Regions from separate parts of the Homo sapiens genome. Here region 2 is linked to region 1. A link is a loop called in an ENCODE intact Hi-C map of the cell type or tissue named here. Cell type or tissue: CD4-positive, alpha-beta T cell. All regions are shown on one strand.

Region 1 (5,000 bases):
TGAATAAACAAAACATGGTGTGTGTGCATATATGTATCTGCAGTGGATAAAAGGGAATGAAATATCCATGCTACAGCATGGACAAACCCTCAAAACACTGTGCTAAGTGAAATAAGCCAGACACCAAAGGACAAATACCATATGACTCCAATTACATGAGGTAACTACACTAGGCAAATTCATGGAGATAGAAAGTAAAATGCAGCTACCAGAGACTGAGGGAAGAGAGTTATTGCTTAATAACTCCATGTTATTTTTTGTTTTGTTTTGTTTTTGTTTTTGTTTTTGAGATGGAGTCTCACTCTGTTGCCCAGGCTGGAGTGAAGTGGCACTATCTTGGCCCACTGCAACCTCTGCCTCCTGAGTTCAAGCGATCCTCCCACCTCAGCCTCCCAAGTAGCTGGAATTACAAACATGTACTCCACACCCAATTGATTTTTGTATTTTAGTAGAGACAGGGCCCCACCATGTTAGCCAAGCTGGTTTCAAACTCCTGGCCTCAACTGATCCACCCCTCTCAGCCTCCTAAAGTGCTGGGATTACAGGCCTGAGCCACCGCACCCGGCCCCTCCATGTTATTAAGTACAGAGTTTCTGTTTGGGGCACTGAAAAAGTTCTGCATATGGATAGCTGTGATGGTTGCACAACCTTGAAGGTAATTAATGCCACTGAATTGCACACTTAATGTTGCTTAAAATGGCAAATCTTATGTAAATTATAATATACATATACTTTACCATAATTTTTTAACTAAAAGACAAAAAGACTCCCAGAAGACACAATCCTGATACCCTGACTGAGCTCTGTTTGAATGTTTCATCACTCACCAAATGCACTAGGACATTCGTCTTTGATTTCCTTGCAGCTTCTGGGCAGAGATGGAGACGAAGAACAGGTCCATTCCTTGAAGTAAGTATTAGCCTCATCTAGGGAATACACAGGGTTTATTCTCATTCCCGGTTTGACACAAAACCTACCCTCTCCTATCACTAGTCCCACGCTCATTCCACCACTGTAGCAGAACCTCGCTGCCCGGGTGGTAAGGCCTGAGACAGCCAGTGTCATATCCACTCAGCCCATCAGTGTCACATCCACTCAGCCCATCGGCATCATATCCACTCAGCCCATCCGACCTGACAGCCAGCACAGGCTTAAAGTCTGCCTCCCGCCACAAGACCTGTCCTTGTGCTGGGTCCTGCCCTAAGCACTGAGTAATCAAAGACATTAAAGTTCCCCAGCAAGAGCTTGCCTCTAGAGGGAATTGCTAACAAGTCAACAGAAAATTGTATTGACAAGAATAAATGGTAGAAGAAAGGCAAACTCAAGAGAACAAAAGAAAGACTCTGAGGTAACAGTGGAGAATGGAAACGCCAGACAGTAAGCGGGGCAGTTGCCTGGGAGAAGAAGGCAAGACGGGTTGTCTCATGTCTTAGTCACAGAAGACCTTCCAGTCCAGGTGACATCTTAGCTTATTCTGAGAGAATAAACATGATTTATCAGTAGGAAGCCAATCCAAGGCAGGGAAAACAGCATATCCAAAGGCCTAGAGAAAAAAAAAAAAATACAGCGTAGTCCAGCTGTAGAACTACAAGCTGCTTAATATGGCTGAAACATGGGGTGTGAAGTAGGGAGTGGTGAGACTAATCTCTACTCCAAAAAGTCTGCAAACTATTCGAACAGTCTAGGGGAAAGCTGTGAGGTCAGAGGTGACTGACCTCAGTTTCCTCATACCTAAAACACAGTTAATAAACAGTGCTTTTGCAAAGATGAAGTAAGAAGATATTTCGAAACAGCCTTTTCTTTAAAAAAAAAATTTTTAGACGTGAAGAAAAATATAAATTTTAAAATGTCATTGTTATTCTTGTTGTAGAGAGGAAAACTGTGGAGAGAACATTCTCCAGGCACAAAGCAGACCATGTAGTTCCCATGGAAATCCCACAGCCAAGGCCACAGGAGTGGGCAGTGGCTGGAAGGTGACACAGTTCTTGCCACAGCCCCCTCAGGGCCACACAAAAGCACAGAGCCTGGACCCAGGACATGCCTCAAGCAATACCTTCACTGCCACAGGCCAGATTCCGCCAGAGACCAGAAATCGGCACTCAGTCTACATGCAAGCCAGCCGCTGTGCATCTCAAGGACATGCTCTGTGTCCTGGGAGAGACCAGGATCCCGGAAGTCATCCAGCTGAAGGAACTGCTGTCCCTAGCAGCGTGACTCACCTGTACTCCATCCTCTGGTGGTCGCTATGAGAAACAGCAGGAAGCTGAGTTGGTTCATTGTAATCTAAAGAAAGCAAGATGAAGGTCACCATCTTGGCCATCATTTTTCTCTACATCCCTGCCCCACCCCTGTCCAGTCTTACAAAGACTCCAAAACCCCTTGCCTTTTGTTTAAACTTCACACATCTCTGAGACCAAAAGCAGACCTAAGCTGAAAACAGGATTCCCCCAACTCACAGACCTTGTCTGAGTCTCAGCTGCACTTTCCTTGGGTACAGAGAGCTCCTTCACTCCCTCCCTCCACTGCGCCCTGGAGCTCAACAGAGTGCAGCTTTCTCCAAAAACGCTCCTGATGTGGAATGAGGTGCAGAAAGCTTTATGGAGGAAGCCCAGTGGGGCCAACCAAGGTTTCCAGCCTCACCCTCCCCTGGCACAATGCCCAGTGCAGGGGAGGCTTCTGGTTATCTCGGGGAGGTTATTTATACAGTGGAATTAACAGGTTCTAAAGAAAAAACCAATCCTAAGAATCACCTGCTAGCGTTGTTCCTGGATCTGGGGGTTTCATGGACCTGTGTCAAGTAGGAAGTAGACGAAGAGATTAACAAGAGTTGGTGTTGGTTTTGGGTTTTTGTGCCTTTCTTTCTTGCAAAATAAAAACTTTCTCTAAATTAAGCATCTGTTGGCTTGGCACATTGGCTCAAATCCCAATACTTTGGGAGGCCAAGGCAGAAGGATCACTTGAACTCAGGAGTTTGAGACCAGCCTGGGCAACATAGGGCAACCTCTTCTCTACTAAAAATAAAAGTAAAAAAATTAGCATGGCATGGTGGTACTTGCCTATAGTTTCAGGTGGGGCTGAGGCAAGGCAAAAGGGTAACTTAAGTCCCAGAGATAGAGGATTCAGTGAAATATGACCGTGCCACTGTACTTCAGCTTAGGTATCTCAAAATAAATAAATAAATGAAATTAATCATTGGCCATAATTATCAATTCATAGAAATAGAAAAAGGAAATTTTAACAAAATGGGAAAGTGATCATTTCTGAATAAATTGGTAAAAAGGAATGGAGGGGAAAGAGATACAAAACACACAAAAAAATACGAATAGAAAAGTTTTAAAAAATATATAAATCTTTAGTTTGAATAATTTAGTTTCACACAAAGACTCACTACTTTGTCTTTAATTTTGTCATTTTGCCACAAACGAGGGAAAATTTACTACAGGATTCATTTGAAACTGAATCAATACGAAACCTCTCTGCTGCTTCGAACCTCCTGTCTTATTCCTGCTCCTATGTCATGAAGTTCTCAAATGCTACCCTGCAGCTGTAATAGAATTACTCAGTTCTTCCCCAGTGATATCATACATTTAATACATAATGTCATTATAGCATTAATAATACTGCAACCTTTTCTTACAAAGATTGTGAATATCTTTTTTGTTAAGCTAATATTTCCTATTTGTTGGTTCAAAGTACTGATTTGCAAAAAATACTCACATATTGATAGAAGAAAATAAAATAGCACCCAAGAAGAAAAACTGCAAAAAAAAGTTATACTTTTGTAAATTTAAAATCTATTAGAAGCTATTTGCTCTGTGTATCTGGAAAATAATTAATTAAATAAAATTAAATGTATTAGAAACTAAATTAACTCATCAGTATAGGTAACAAAATGAACATACCCAGCTTTCATATTTACAAACAACAACCTCTTAGAAATAGAGGTCTCAGCCAGGCGCTGCGGCTTACACCTGTAATCCCAGCACTTTGAGGGGACGAGGGTGGCCAATCACTTGAGGTCAGGAGTTCAAGACCAGCCTGATCAACACGGTGAAACCGTGTCTCTACTAAAAATATAAAATTAGCTGGGCACGGTGTCAGGCGCCTGTAATCCAAGCTACTCGGGAGGCTGAGGCAGGAGAATTGCTTGAACCCGGGAGGCAGAGGTTGCAGTGAGCTGAGATCGCACCATTGCACTCCAGCCTGGGCAACAAGAGTGAAATTCCATCTCAAAAAAAAAAAAAAAAAATAGAGGTCTCTAAGTTTACAGTTCACAATAGTAAATACATGTATATAAAGTTAACACCAAGGGCCCAAGATCTAGAGAAAAAAATTAAACATCCCCTCAGTTGTTCATTACTGTGTGTAACTAACCACCTGAAAACTTTATGGCTTAATAAAACAGTAACATATTTGCAAAAATAAAAAAAGAAAATATACACTTATACTACTTTCTTTAGTTGATTCTAAGACACTTTTTTTGTATTTTGACATCTTTAATATCATTATGCATCTCATCCTTAATGGTACATGATGCCATCTAATAGACTGGGAAAACAGTACATCCATTTTAAGGACATTACCCCTTCTAACCATCATCATCCAATCAGTGATTGCGTCCCATTGATTCTACCCCTACTTCCTCTTGAATCTGTTCCCCACACAACTTCCTCCAAACCCCACTGCCCTGGACATTTATTTAGTTCAGTCTGGTTCCTTGTAGCTGTAACTAATAGAAACCCCATCTCAAAGTGGCTTTTCTAAAAAGTAAATCTATTACCTCATGAAATAGAAAATCGAGAGAGAGGGCAAGATCCAGGCTTGCTTGACAGCAGCTTCTCTTTATTTTATTTTATTTATTTATTTATGTTGAGACAGGGTCTCACTCTGTTGCCCAGGCTGGATGGAGTGCAGTGACACAATCTCAGCTTACTGCAGCCTCAACCTTCCAGGCTCAGGTGATCCTCCCACCTCAGCCTCCCAAGCACCTGGGAATACAG
Region 2 (5,000 bases), 470 kb before region 1:
TCTGTTAAGAAGATGAATGAATAGATTTCACATGCTTTCATCTCCCTACAGTCATTATAGTTTCCCTGAGAGCCAGAGAGGCATACAGTCATGGATGTTTTGGTCAACGATGGACCACATATATGATGGTGGTCCCATAAAATTATACTATTGTATTTTTACTGTACTTTTTCTATGTTTAGGTACACAAGTACTTACCATTGTGTTACAGTTGGCTACAGTGTTCAGTACAGTAACATGCTGTACAGGTTTGTAGCCTGGGAGCAATAGGCTATACCATAAGGCCTATGTGTGTAGTAGGCTATACCGTCAAGGTTTGTGTAGGTACATTCTATGATGTTCCCAGGATGCAGCTGCCTAATGACACATTTCTCAGAAAGTATCCCTGTGGTTAAGCGAGGCATGACTATGTTCATTTACTAGGTTGGTATCAGTTCCTTGCTCTGTGCCCATGGGAGGCGAGATGGATATAAATATGTATCAATCATATTGCTTATTCTCAAATTACTGATGGTTTAGAGTAGTTGGAGTAAAGGTAATGATACAAAGCAAATCCATTTTAGGTTTTTTTTTTTTTTGAGACGGAGTCTCGTTCTGTCGCCCAGGCTGGAGTGTAGTGGCATGATCTCGGCTCACTGCAACCTCCACCTCCCAGGTTCAAGCAGTTCTCTGCCTCAGCCTCCTAAGTAGCTGGGATTACAGGCACCTGCCACCATGCTTTTTAGTAGAGACGGGGTTTCATCATCTTGGCCAGGCTGGTCTTGAACTCCTGACCTCGTGATCCACCCGCCTTGGCCTCCTAAAGTGCTGGGATTACAGGCTGGGATTACCCGGCCCCATTTTAGTTTTTAACATAATCAGCCTCTCAGCAGCATTTGACCTGGTTGACTTAATTCCCACCTCAAAACACTGTTAAATTTCTGGCTGCCTTGAGACCCCACTCTTCTGGCTCCCCTCCTCCTCTGGCCTTCTCATCCCCTTTGCCTGCTCCTTTTCCTCTGGACATGTCTACCTATTGGGGTCCTTTATGTCCATGGAAGAGTTAGGTTTTGAACTCAGCTGGATCTGAGTTCTATCTATCCCCATAGCTTTTCACACACTCAGTACCTCCAGCTCAGACTGTCCTCCAAGTCTGGCTCGTCTGACACCTGGCTGCCTACTGTCTCATGGCCACTAACTTAGCAGGCTAGAAGCTGAACTAATTATCTTCCCTCACAAGGCTGCTTCCTCCCCAGTCTTCCCTACCCTACTGATGGTGCTACCATCTGCTCCCTTGCTCAGGCCGGGGATTCTTAACTCTCCCTTCCCGCTCATTAGGTCCTGTTGATTTGACCACCAACATTAAGTCTCAAACATGACTGTTACTCACTCTTCTGTGGCTCTACCCTTAGCAAGCCTGTACTACTGCAGTCGCCTCCTTATTGATCTCCCTGTTTCTATTTTTCCCTCTTTTCAATCCATATCTGCATAGCTAAAATCCTTCAAAGTTTTCCTGTGGCCTTAGAATAAAATAAAGCTCAAGCTCTTCACCTGGTGCCTGGCTGTCTCTGCAGTGCCACCTTCTACCACCCACTCTCTTCCTCAACTCTAGCTCCACTGGCCTTTGTTGGTTCTTTAAATACAACAAGCTCTTTCCTGCCTTTGGCCTTCACACATGTGATTCCTCTGCTCCATGGGCATTTTCCTGCACTCTTTGCTTGGTTAATTCCTATTTCTTCTTCAGGCCTCTGCTGAGGTGTCCTTTTCTCAGACTTTCTAGAACCGCTAAGTTTAAAGTGGTAGCCCTTACTCCATGGGTGTCTCTCATAGTTTGCTGTTCTGCCCTTCCATCATGCCTGCAATCGGTCGTTTATACTTATCTGCTTACTTGTTTGGTGTGCCCCTTCCCTGCTAGACTGTAAACTCAGGGTCTGTTATACCACTTTATACCTAGCAGAATACATGGTTCATAGAAGGTGCTCAAACAAGATTTGATGCGTCAATGACTGAAGATAGGAAGTAAGCGCTCGGTGGATGGTGATGGCTGTTAGGGGAGTCAGGGTCAGCAGGGAAGATAACATTGGGTCTAGAGTAGGTGGGGGCTCCTATGAGGGGGTGGGGCCGGGCTCTGAAGAATGAGCAGGATTTGGGTGGGGGTTAGAGAGAGGAGAGGTCATTCTCCTCTGCAGAATCAGAAGGTGAAGTATGGTTGAAGATAAGCCTATAAATAGGCAGATAAACTTGTGCCTTGCCTGTTTCAGAACTTCAGGCAAGTAGAAACTTGTCTTCTCCTCCCATCCCCTACCATATTATCCATAGTTTCCACCCCTCACCCTCACCTGGGGCTGTGCATATGTGTGGCAACCTCAAGGAAGCTGCCAGCCTGATCTTACCGGTAACACTGGGTGTGTTTGAAGTAAATGCTGGGGAGATGGTATCAAGGGAAGCAGCCCACTGTGGGCACACTCAGAAAGTATGAGTGAGGGGAGGAGGTGTAGCATGGGGAGAAGAGGCCTGGGGTAGCCCCTGGACAGAAGCCCGCTCCTTTCTGCTCTCTGAGGTGTCCACTGATTCAGCCTGTTGGCCTGGCCAGAACCTGCCCTCTTCATGCCTCGGTTTCCCTGGCTGAGAATAGGGAAGCAATGCCCTGCTCCTCCCTTCCAGAGGGCTTGGGGTTGGGTCATTCTGGGTGAGCCTTCCTGCCCTGGGAGCCTTTGCTGGCCATCTTCCCCCATGCCTGAGTCCTTGGCACAGCCTGGCAGGGCTCTTTCTAGAGAAGGGTAGGAGGAACTGGGCCCAGTGGACAGCAGGAACCTGGGTGGAGATATTCTCAGGCTATGGCTGGGCTCATTTGAGCCTCCTGTGGCTGTTGTGTGCAGATGGTCTTCCTCTGCCCTGACCCCACAGGGAGCTCGAGCCGCCTCTAACTAGCTTCTTCCTCTCACCAGGAGCGTCGCTGGATTTTCTCTGAGACAAGCCCACCCGTCCAGCAAAATAGAGTCCCTCAGGGTGACAGTTGACTTCCTGAAGGTGCCTCTTGGCCTAAAGAAGCCGGTGCTGAAGGAGGTGGCTGTGGGGCCCCCCAAGAGGCCCCAGCCTGCGGCCCTGGAGCGCTACAAGGCGCGGCGTTCAGACGCCATGGACACCGAGTCCCAGTACTCGGGCTATTCCTACAAGTCGGGCCACTCCCGCAGCTCCCGCAAGCACAGGTGGGCAGGCATGCAGGGTGACATGCGTGGCGGAGGGAGGGTTGGGGGCTGTTAAGAGGTGGGCACGTGCAGGGGTGGTAGGGTAGAGTGGCTGCTGAGAAGACCCTGGTCCACCACTGGACTTTCTGTGCCTTTTCTGGCTTCCTGCCGCAGGGACCGCCGGGACCGACACCGCTCTAAGAGTCGAGATGGGGGCCGAGGGGACAAGTCGGTGACAATCCAGGCTCCCGGGGAGCCCCTGCTGGACAATGAGTCCACACGAGGGGATGAGCGGGTGAGCACTGGGGATGCGGTGGTCCAGACCGGGCATTTTCAGACTGCTCCTGAGGGGCTGGAGGCTCCACGGAGTGGGGGAGGGCTTGGAAACCTGGTCTCAGACAGCCATCAGATCGGGGAGTGTGTTTTGTGTTACACTTAGCTTGGCTTAGTGTCTTAAGGTAGGACCTTCAGGAATTTCAGTATAGAGATCCCTCTGGAAGCAGCAGCCTCTCCTTCCTTATCTCCAGAGGAGTGGGGGGTGACCTGGGCTGTATGATGGGAATTGGCCAGCTCCTCTGGAGCTGCCGCCAGCCAGTCAGGCCCGCTGGGAGTCTGGAGCAGGAGGGTGGTGGTGGTGGCTGGGCCTGGGGTATGTGTGAGCAAAGCTGAGTATTCCTGGAGCCTCGAGATGTGGGCACTCTGTGCCCTCTGGTGTCAGCCTGTAGAATGGCGTCACCTAGATCTTGGGAAAGGAGTATGGGAAGAGTAGATGGAGAAAGCCCAAGGGACAAGAAGTAAGGCTGAGGGATGGAGCAGGGACCCCAGGAGAGAGTTCTCCAGGACAGGGGTGAGCAGGTTTTCTATTCTAACCTCTGCTGCCCACTGTGCTCACCTGGTAGGGAGGACAGTGGGCAGAACACAGTCCTGGAATAGGGCAGAGGCAGGATTTTAGGTGACACTGAGGTTGCCCAAGTCTCATTCCCCTTGGGATCATCTTTGGGGGCTGGAGATTCCCAGCTCCTTTTTCCTCAGAAGAAATCTCTGTGGCTGACATTGGGAATTCCTGGGCCTTGGGAGCAGGTCAATACCTGAAGGAAATGTTCTTTTTCCCTCTCTCCCAATCCCTTCTTCCTGGGGCCTGGCCTCCTGAGTTCTTGAAGTGACCCTGAGACATGACCAGCTCACCTGCTACTGGGGAGGAGATCCCAAGCCCTTGGTCCTTGGAGGGGGTGGGCAGTATGTCTAGGGGTCAGAGGGCGGGGAGCAGACCCAGGGCTTTGAGCTGAAGGCAGTCAGTGCATCTGCTTTCTATCTTCACATCAGACTCGTTCCCCATCCTGTAGAGAGGAGGTTCCTCAACCTCCCTAATCACTGGTGCTGTCGGGCTGCCTTCATCCTGTAACCTCAACCTCCTGGGTGTCAGGTTGTGATTCCATATCCCCAGGCTGTCCCAGGAGCGAAGGGTGGGTGCTGAAGGCAGCTGGTGGTCTTGGGACTCCTCCGTGGGATGGCCTCCAGCCACTGCAGAGAAACAGCTTGAGCAGACCACACTTAGAGGGACACCTGGGGACCTCAGCCTGGCCACCTTCTTGCCTCCAGAGACAGGTAGCCTCTGCACTGTAGACATTTAGATGGCCCAGCAGAGGTGGCCTTGCAGACCAGAGACCCAGAGTGGCCTTGAGTCTGCACAGTGTCCTTCACGCCTTCACCCCTTTACCCCTGGGGTCTTCTGTTCTTCTCTGTGCTGCTTTGATCAGGTTTACTCCTTCAGTGGCTCTCCATGCCTGGAGAACAGGTGCTTATTGCCCAGCCCAGCACTGCAGCGTGGCCTGC

The links. Hi-C counts contacts between places; a loop is a spot of excess contacts. Peaks named below come from ENCODE experiments on the same cell type or tissue, not always from the same donor. Only the 100,000 strongest peaks of a DNase experiment are listed, where the experiment ranks them.
Region 2: it touches region 1 in a loop (2.0-fold over the local background); 1 of 110 quality-filtered maps calls a loop at or near these places.

Annotation. Positions count from the first base shown.
Region 1 is chr1:160,882,601-160,887,600 of GRCh38, forward strand. ITLN1 (intelectin 1) reads right to left here and starts at 2,580. Exons shown (of 8, transcript NM_017625.3): 1 at 2,461-2,580; 2 at 2,220-2,283; 3 at 828-926. The coding sequence starts at 2,277. In CD4-positive, alpha-beta T cell, CTCF peaks have their summits at 2,205 (motif pointing left) and 2,405; a DNase peak (open chromatin) is centred at 2,211.
Region 2 is chr1:160,412,721-160,417,720 of GRCh38, forward strand. VANGL2 (VANGL planar cell polarity protein 2) reads left to right here. Exons shown (of 8, transcript NM_020335.3): 2 at 2,928-3,188; 3 at 3,342-3,462. The coding sequence starts at 3,118. Among named protein-coding and RNA genes, the nearest start is that of VANGL2, 15 kb to the left of the region's middle. In CD4-positive, alpha-beta T cell, no CTCF peak of the experiment used is centred here; no DNase peak of the experiment used is centred here; H3K27me3 peaks cover 302 bases.